2 separate regions of the Homo sapiens genome follow, and region 1 is linked to region 2. A link is a contact called in ENCODE Hi-C or POLR2A ChIA-PET data. All regions are on one chromosome and are shown on one strand. Each heading gives the region's core, a stretch centred on a gene start or an enhancer-like site at or near the end of the contact. The rest is flanking DNA. Distances are from core to core; before and after follow the strand shown.

The links. A loop is a pair of places that touch in the nucleus more often than their neighbours do. ChIA-PET counts read pairs that join two places held with the same protein, here RNA polymerase II (POLR2A). Pooled maps may share reads with other maps.
Region 1: a loop to region 2 is called in a map of naive thymus-derived CD4-positive, alpha-beta T cell, with 5 times the contacts of the local background. The contact joins the promoter of LINC01871 here to the enhancer-like site in region 2. A Hi-C loop is called at or near these places in 1 of 168 maps with a recorded cell type or tissue (naive thymus-derived CD4-positive, alpha-beta T cell) and 6 of 50 pooled maps. POLR2A ChIA-PET finds 5 or more read pairs at or near these places in 8 of 52 experiments (BJ, activated CD4-positive, alpha-beta T cell, activated CD4-positive, alpha-beta memory T cell and 4 more).

Annotation. Positions count from the first base shown.
Region 1 is chr2:7,723,198-7,727,806 of GRCh38, forward strand. It overlaps LINC01871 (long intergenic non-protein coding RNA 1871), which reads left to right and starts at 2,582. Exons shown (of 2, transcript NR_183384.1): 1 at 2,582-2,656.
Region 2 is chr2:7,690,605-7,695,560 of GRCh38, forward strand. No RefSeq gene overlaps it. Among named protein-coding and RNA genes, the nearest start is that of LINC01871, 33 kb to the right of the region's middle. Within about 2 kb of position 1,812, at least 2 of the 41 ENCODE cell types and tissues checked have a DNase peak (open chromatin) inside an H3K27ac peak, as active enhancers do.

The DNA of each region.
Region 1 (4,609 bases), core at 1,332-3,831, 33 kb after region 2:
AACAATCCAAGCGCTAAGCTAGGCTAAGCCAGTTTGGCAAGGGGTGAAGGTGAAATGGGTGAAGAACCTGAGAGTGCAGAAGGAGTTAGAGAAGCTCTGTTTGCAAATGAATCTAACTACATCTTCCTTTACAGGAATGAACGTGGAAGTGTATCCAACTGGAAGAATAAGTCCAAACCAAGGAGATTTTGAGAGTCAAACTTAGGGAAAACCAAGAAGAAACTAAAAGTCCAGAGATTGAACCACCAAATGTAAGAACTAATCTCCTACTAATAGGAGGAATCAACATGTTCTTTCCAACAGACCTGTAGCCTCTGATGGCACACAGTGTCACTGAGATCAGCTGGGTGGTCAGGTGTTTGAGCCACCTTGAAACACCAGCAGCTGAGGAAAAGAGCTCCTGCTGCACCTGCTGGGAGCGGTGGGGTTGGGGCTTCCCACTTCCCGAAGCCCTGGAAAAGGGCACCCAGACATTTTACAGAATCCTTGAGATGGAAGGTGAGTTTTCCAGGCCATTCCACAGGTTAAGCCTGCTGGCTGATTCAGCCATACAGGAGAGTTTGCCTGGGAATGGATACCCCAGTGGCTGCTACTTTGACTGATAAAGCAAGCCCAGGAAGATGGTTGAGAATAGTTTGTGCACTCCGATTATCTCTGACATTTTCCCAACTCATAGTTGGAGCAGAGCTATGACAAAGGCATGCATGTTGCTAGTGCAGACATCCTCTTGGCTGTTAAGGGCTGAATTCTGTACCCCCACGTTCATATGTTGAAACCCTAACATCCAATATCTCAAAATGTGCCTGTGGAGACAGGGCCTTCAAAGAGGTTGCTGAATTAAAATTTGGTCATATGGGTGGGCCTAATCCAATCTCACCTGTGTGTTTATAAAAGGAGATTAGAACACAGACACGCCAGGGGGAAGACCATGTAGGGAAACAGGGCAAAGGAACTGCCTGCAAGCAAGAGAGAGGCCACAGAGGGAACCAACTCCGCAGACATTTCGATCTCGGGCTTCCAGCCTCCAGAACTATGAGACAATACATTTCTACTGTTTAGCCACCCAGTCTTCATACTTTGTTACAGGGGCCCTAGCCACCTGTAGACCAGCATAGGGTCAAAAAGCTGTCATGACCAAGTGCCCACACTGGGTCAGCAGTCCCAGAAGCAGTATCAGAATCATCTGTGCAGATAAAACTCTGAAGTCCAAGAAAGAGCCATTGGCACACAAATAAGACCAGAACAAATCAGGGAACCAGGTGATGACCTTTACTGTCAGAGATCCGTGTATACAGTACAGTCAGCTGACAAGAGGGCTCTCAATCGTGGCCACATATTTGAATCACCTGGGGAGCTGTTAAAACCCATGACACTAGGTCACAACCTAGACAAATGAAATCGGAATCCCTGGAGGGTGAGACCCAGGCATCAAGAAGGATTTAAGATCTCTGCAAGATTCAAATAGGCAGCCAAAGTTGAGAACAGCTGGCTTAAAGAGATTACGAGACTTTGTTACAGTATCTCAGCACGGATTACATTTCAATTTAGTTCTTTGCTATTATTCTTATCCTCTGAAATGTTTACACCACACGACGGCCTATCACTGGCTCTGAATTTTATATCATAATCACATAATAGGTTCCTCACTTAAGTTGTAGACATAGGCAAAACTTTTCTTGTTTTTGATGTAAGATAAAGGGAGAGAATGACTGGAGCAAAACAAAAATAAGATAATACAAAATAAGTCATGGGGTGGCATCACATTTTAAGAGTCTTCATTTATGACAAAAGCACAAGCTTATTTGTTGGGGACATAACTTTTGCCATTTTTCCTACCTTGACTGTTTAAGCTCGCAGCAATTTTATAGCTCGCTGTACAGGCTAAGGCTTTTGGTGCCTTTCTTTTTTAAGCTGTGTCAAAATACCTTTAAGGAAAAAAGATGATTTGAAAGGTATAAACCCAACGAAAGTAATAGCACAGTTACAGTTTTTGTGTTTGGGCAGATTTTAAGACATTTCTATGTATTTTTCTGACACAATGGATCCTAAGGACTGCCGTAGACGTAGATTAGTCTGATTTTAGGCCATTGCTTTGCAGCATTATGCAGTTTTTATCTGAAAGACGTTTCAAGAGGGGGAGCTAGTTAGCTAATTAATTAGAGATTGTGACTTAAATTTTTCAGACAAGAGATACTTTCCGAGTTTAAGGAGAACCCGAAGAAAGCTGCGTTTCTGTATCCGTGCCATGGGAAGTCTCCTGTCCTGTTTCCACTCTGCCTTCTCCATAAAGCAGGCTGATTATCAGGGCCCTCACACAAGCCCAGCGTGGTAGCTGATTAAGGCTTGACAAGCAAAAAGCAAACAGGATTTCTAATCATGTGTCTCATAGAAATGGAGCCACAAAAACCCAAAGAATTGCCATTACACCCCAAGTCATGCAATTTAGAGCAACTCAGGAAATAGGTGCACACAAGCAAACCATGTGGTTAAAGCCTTTGGAACTGGTTTGAGCAAAGCTGTAGGTGATTTGACAAAATCATCTGCAAAACCAGATTTCTAACACCTCCCTGCTGTGTATCTCATTTCTGCTGATGTGTGGTGCTTCATAAGATGGGGACGTTAAGCATGCAGCAACTACAGTCATTTGTTCTCAGAGGTGAGTGTTGCAGTTATTTTTATTACTTTTTCTCTTCTTTACTCTATTCCTTGCCTCTCGCCAGACATTCCTTAAACCACCTATCAACTCTCCCCTCACAGTCTTCCTTTTCTGTCTGCATTCTTTTTTTGAACCCAAATCTAACTTAGCTGCTTTTGTGGTTTTTCTATTCACTTTGTCAATTTCTCCCTTGGTTAGAAAATAAATTCCTGTGCACACTCACACCTATGCAAGGGCTGCTCTCAGACATAGCAGGAGGCCAACTTCAGCCTCAGCCTCTTGAGCAAACATTCCCAAGAGGGAAGAGCAACATGGGTGTGTGTGTGTGTGTGTGTGTGTATTGTGTTTATTTGTATGAAATGTCAATAGGGCATACTAATAGCTTGTGAACAAGTATCTATATCAAGATAGACAACCCCAATACATTCGACATGTTGAATATTTAACATGAATCACACATTTCTTGTGAATTGTGAGCAATATAGTTGTACTTATGTGTATAGATATGTGTACATTTATACATGTATATATATAAGGTACTCTCTATAGAGTACCTTATAGCTTACAAAGTGATTTCAAGTACATTTTCTCACTTGACCTAGAAGAGAGAATAAGTAGAATGTGCACATCTTACTCCACAGGGAACCCCTCTTGGAGGCCGGTCTCAGAGCTAAGGTGATAAATGGGGCCAAGAACAGTGGCTGATGCCTGTAATCCCAGCACTTTGGAGGCCGAAGTGGGTGGATCACCCGAGGTCAGGAGTTCGAGACCAGCCTGACCAACATGGTGAAACCCTGTCTCTACTAAAAATATAAAAGTTAGCCAGGCATGGTGGTGGGCACCTGTAATCCCAGCTACTCGGGAGGCTGAGGCAGGAGAATTGCTTGAACCCGGGAGGCAGAGGTTACACTGAGCCAAGATCACACTCCAGCCTGGAGGACAGAGCGAGACTCTGTCTCAGAAAAAAAAAAAAAAAAAAAGATGGTAGATGGAGTGTGACAGTTTGTGTTGGCATTTTGGCTTGGCAGAATTAAAGCCTAAAGTGCAGGGCCAAAAAGAGCCAGATTTGCAGCCTAGCTTCACCACTCCCTAACCATATTGCACTTGGGCATGTTCCTTAATCTCTCTATGTCTCTGAAACAAGAGGAAAAATCTCTTAGAGTTATTTGTGCAGAGTGAGCTACGATGTGTAAAATGATAGCCATTATAGCATGCACGTGAGCATGTACTATTAAACATAAGCAATCATTTGTGAAGCATGTTGAGATGCACATTGTCTAGCACCCCTGAGCCACCTTGGCTGTCCCGTAGCAGTCCCCAAGAGTCCTTTTCTAACATGGTTATGCCAGAATAATTTGGTTAGTTCAGGTGGGGTGAGCACAGTGGGGCAGGAACTGTGTCTAGTGGTTGCTGGGCAGTTTTGCACCTGGAGCTAGCACAGTCAGTTTTGTTGCACAAATGTGTGCCAAGCACTTTTCATAGGTCAGAAGCTAGAGAATAGTGTGCTTGTAAGCAAGCAATGAGAAATAAGATGGGAGCTCTTATTGGGGTTCCCTAGCTTCACCATCTTCAGTAACTTCCATCTTTGGTTCTGGCGGGCTTTTCTGAAGGACAGAACAGAAGCCCATGATAAAGGTGGGGTTGAGAATTCAAAAGAGATCTTTAGAAGTAGAACAGGGCCAGGGCCCATGTTAAGATTGAACTTTAAGGCCAGGCACGGTGGGCTCACACTTGTAATCCAGGAACTTTGGGAGGCCAAGGTGGGAGAATTGCTTGAGGCCAGGAGTTCAGGACCAGCCTGGACATCATAGTGACCCCCTATCTCTGCTAAAATAAAAATTTAAAAAAATTAGCCAGGCATGGTGGTGCACATCCATAGTCCCAGCTACACAGGAGACTGAAGAGAAAGGATCACTTGAGCCCAAGAAGTTGAGGCTATAGTGAGTTGTGATC
Region 2 (4,956 bases), core at 562-3,061:
GCAAAAATTGCTGCTATTATAACAACATGTTCATAGCTTCCCCATAGTCATGTTCTAATTAATCATTATTTTAGCTTTTCTCATGTGCCGTGAGTTATTTCCAACTGAACCAGGATTGGGGGTTTTCCCTGGGAAATAACCAGGTATTCATTGCTTCCGTTGTTATATCGATGATTGTAGCATACCAGAGACCACCAAGGCTTACCTCATTCAGGTCAATTTAAATGAAATTCTCATCTCCTACAAATCATTTTATAAGAGATTTTACCTTTTTTCTAACCTTCGCTTTCAAGATACCATATAAAGTCAAATTCTAAAACCTGAAGATTATAGAAGTTTTACCATATAGAGTAAAAGAAATTGGATTTCCACTAGAGTCACTCTGAATTTTATATTCCCAATAGAGATCAATGAAGACTGTATCCCCTCCTAGGAGAAATCATCAGTATTTGGGTGTATCCTTTTGTCACAACCTTTGGGGGTGGGATTTACTGGCATTTGTTTGGATGCCAGATGCCCTCCAATTTATAGGACAATTATGTGCCATAAAAACTTCTCTTTATTTTATGCAACTTTCACATCCCTCACCTGATATTCATGTGAGTGGAAAAGCTTTTAAAAATTATTTGAATCTAGAATTTAATTATAGTTTACAAATAGAAACACACAATTTTCTTTGCACAGCTTTAATACCTACTAATTTTCCAAGAACACCGCTACTTTTTAATTCAAAAGTAGAATATGCTTTGTGTTATTGGGGATTTTACCAACAGCCACAAAACTGAAAAATCACAACCTCACTGAGACACTGCTGGTGATATTTGAGGGCCCTCTGCAACTCCTGTATCATCTGCAATTGTAACTCTCAAATACAAAAGAATTCGGAATTTGGGTCAGAGCATTATGTATCTCCATATACTTATTATTTTATATATTAGTTTCCTTTTATGTCTCCTTAATATTATAGTTAGGTTAAATAGAGAGTTATAGGGCCAGGTGCATTGGCTTATGCCTGTAATCTAAACACTTTGATAGGCCTAGGCAAGAGTATCATGTGAGCCCAGGAGTTCGAGACCAGCCTGGGCAACATAGTGAGATCCTTTCTCTTAAAATCAATAAATAAAAAAATAGTAAAAATAAAATTTGAAAGATAAAAACCAACAAAAAAAGTAGAGAACTTTATACAATTATATATTGATTTTTAACCTCAAACACAGAAATGCAAATGATGGAGTTAAACACACACACTCTTCAGTTTACTGTACATCATTATCACTGGTCATGCGAGATTCTCGTTTCATTATTTATTCACTTTTATCTTCATAATACATTTCTACTTCCCCTTATCAACAATTTTAATATTATATGACGGGTGTCTTTCTTTTTTAAAATGGGTAGTATTGAAATAATTGTCACTGTGTCAGTCTTCTCCCTGTTCTTCTTACATTTTCATTAAGTACCACATTTTTAAGATCTCTCATGAGATTGTAGGACACCAAAGCACCCAAATTGTGCCCCAAACTGCTGCTCACTCCTCCACAATGTCTGTCTACAATTGAACCACCTCCTCCCAGGAAGTCGCAGCTGGCTGGCATCACTAACTGTGTTCAATAAACATCCTTGTGCAAGTCTTCTCATGGATATGTGGAAGGATTTCTGAGGGCTGTGTACGTGGGGAAAGAATTTCTGGAGTTGTAAGATGTATCTATACTTCAGTTGATTGATTACTATCAGGTTGGTTTTCAAAGTGACTGCACCCACCTGTATCCTCCTAGAACATATTCCTGTATTGCACATCTCTGTCAACCTTTGATATGATCATCTTTTACACCCTTTGTGGTTTTCTCAGCAGCCTAATAGGCTTGGAGTCATAGCTTTCTGTATGTCTTGTTTATCTAATTATTAATGACTAAAAAGTTTCTTCATGTGCTTGTTAGGAATTCCTTTTGTAATACAGATATTAATCTCTTGCCAATTTCAGACATTTAAATTATTTTCCCTCTTCTCATTTTGAACAGAAAACCTTAATTTTGAGGTAATCAAATTAACCAATCTTTGCCTCATATTTAGTGCTCTGGAAATTGTTGAAAGTTCTCCCCTTCCCTCAATCACACAGACATTCTCTTCCATTTTTAAATTAATGTTGTGGTTTTGTCATCAGCATATAGGTTGTGCAACACAGCTGTGAGCCACAGTCCTGTTGCTCCCACCCATTCATAGTTTTGATTCCTTTGGCCTGTCTCTCAGCCCTTGCACCAACCCCACCCTGCCAGCATTGCAACAGCTTTGTGAGATGTTGGATGGCTGGCCAATGACAGTGAGCCAATGAGAGTCCATAGAGGTGACCCAAGTTCAGATGAGGCAGCCTCAAGTCCTGAAGAGCTGAGTGCATGTGAGTTGTAAAGATGGACCTGGGTGTTCCTGTCTCCATGGAGTCTTATCTAAGCTCTGTAGCAATGTGGCCCAGGCTCAGACAGCTTGAGCCCCAGGAGACCTCCTGGCCTATCGCCAAGGGCACTAGACAGCAGCTTTGGAGAGCAATGCCAGTGGCTCTGTGCATCTACTCTGTCTTTGAGCTGCAGCAGCTCTGGTGATATGAAATGCAAAAGAAAAATGGATATTGGTGTCCTCAACTCCCTACGGTCACCTCCAAAGAACTAAAGAAGACTCACCTTAAGCTTTTGTGTCAGACCTCTCCTGTGATCCTTCTCACCCTCTCTCTCTGTCCATGTTGTTAAATTCCCTCATTGCTGTTGAAACCACGTTTAGCACATTTTGCTACTTAGGTGCACACTTTGCCACTTCTTGCTTTCTGCCCTAGGGCTTCTCCGTCACTGCCAAGTGGGAGTCGTAAGGCAACTCCCCAGTCTTCCTGATGCCTGGACTAATCTAGAAGTCCGAGAAAGTTCATACCCCAGGGGGCAACCCTTAAACAAAGGAGGATGGAAGATAGTTCATAAATATACCCTTGTCCAACCCTTGCACTGTGGGGGATCCCCCAGGTATCCCCAGTCACCACCGGCAGTAATCAGCTTGGTAAACACCCCTAGTTTACCTCTACTTCCTTTCTTATATTACTCTTTTCCGATTCCACTTTCCAAAATAAGTGACCTGCATCCACACCCTGCCTGAAGCTCTGCTTTTTGGGCTCTACTGGCTAAGACAGAGGCCACTTGATACTGACCTTCATATTTATGTGCAGCCTTGGCCCCTGGCTTATCTGCAGATACATTCCACGATTTGCGTCACATACATCAAATCTAACGAACAATTCCCACTATGTAGCCTAAGTTACACCTGTATTAGATATTGAGGATCTACCAGTGCCAATGAATCATCCTTATCTCCAAGAAACTCTCACTTTAGTGTGGAAGACAGATAGGCAAATGGGCAGTTACAGTGGGGAGGAATCCTTCATGCTGCAATTCAGTAAAGATCATGTTCTTTCATCCTGAGCAACAGTAATTTCCACTCACCTCTGTATGCGGAGAAAGCCTCAGATGAGGCTATTTGCCAATTAGTCAGTTAAAATGGAGAAACAGAACATCTGACCAGTCTGCCCTTAGACAGTACCCATCCACGAGGATATACAGTGTCCCCGCCCCGGGCTCACACAGGCATGATACTTTTGTCCACCAAGGCTCCAGGGCCTCAGCCACACCCTTCGCATTAGAGTAAACAAGAAACTACTATCAACTGTCACATTTCACATTCACAATGAAACCTATTTTCCTGGTAAAAACTCGTCATTATATAGATGAGAAAACAGGCCCAGGAAGGAGGAGGGACTTCCCCAAAGGAAACTTGCAAATTAATAGCGGAGTTTAGACAAGAACCCTTGGCTACTGATACAGCCTTCTTTCTCTGTTTGTTTGTTCATTTCTTCATTCATTCATGCAATGCTCTTTCCCTGTGCATTTTATCCCTACTGACGCATAGGCAAAATCCCATGGCAACTGATACAATGCTCTTTCCCCACTGGTTGATTGATTGATTGATTGATTCAGTCATTCATATCTTTAGCAAGAAAAAACCTTCCTCAGACAATGAGATCAGAAGTCACATTTCAGTCCAACATAAACGTCACAGATTCACAAATGCATGAGAGTTATTTCTACTAAACTGTGAGCTTCTTGCATGCAGGAACCATTTCTGACAGGTTGCTGTATCTGCACAGCTACAGTGGCCGCACCACTGCTGCTTTTTTGCCCTTTCCCCTCTTGAGTCAGCAGGAGGCCGTAAGGAGCTCTGAAAAAACCCTATGGTACTGAGGAGAAGAGCTTGCAAAGCCCTAGACAATAGGACACTTGTATCAATCAAGTTTCAAATAAGAAAGAAAGCCACTCTGTTTCAAAGAGAGGAGATCAATATAGGAAACGGTTTACATAGGCAATGGGAGAGCTGAAAAATCCAAACATGGAATGATGAGGGAACCAAGCAATCAGGCACAGGAAGCCACTCCCTAGCCTAGGATGCAGGAGAGAAAGAAAGGTCTGTAGTTGTGAGACCACAGAGGTCAGTGTCACCAGGTGAAAATTTGGTTCATGGAGGGCATCTCTGGTAGGAGATGCAGTCACTATGGGGGCTCCCATCTTAGGAGGAAGAGAGAATGAGCTTGGCTTCTCCCTTCCTCCCACCTTCCAATGTCCCTCTAGAGCTTCTCATTGTCCAAACTGAGCTCACCTGGGAGCCTGGGAAAGGTAGCCCAGAGGGGTGAGCCCACCTGAGATTCACAGCAGAGCTTGGGAAGAGTGAAGGACGATATGCAGGAAAATAGCCCAACACCCACAGGACACTCATGGCCCCTTCCAGTTCAGATATCTCAGAAGTGTCTAATCAGACCTATGTCAAAGCCAGGATCCAGAGTTCATAGCTTCAGTAAGAGAAGTGCCTTTCATCTTGGAAGAGATGCCAGGAATATACGATTCCAGGCTCTTATGTTTTATAAGTTTGCTA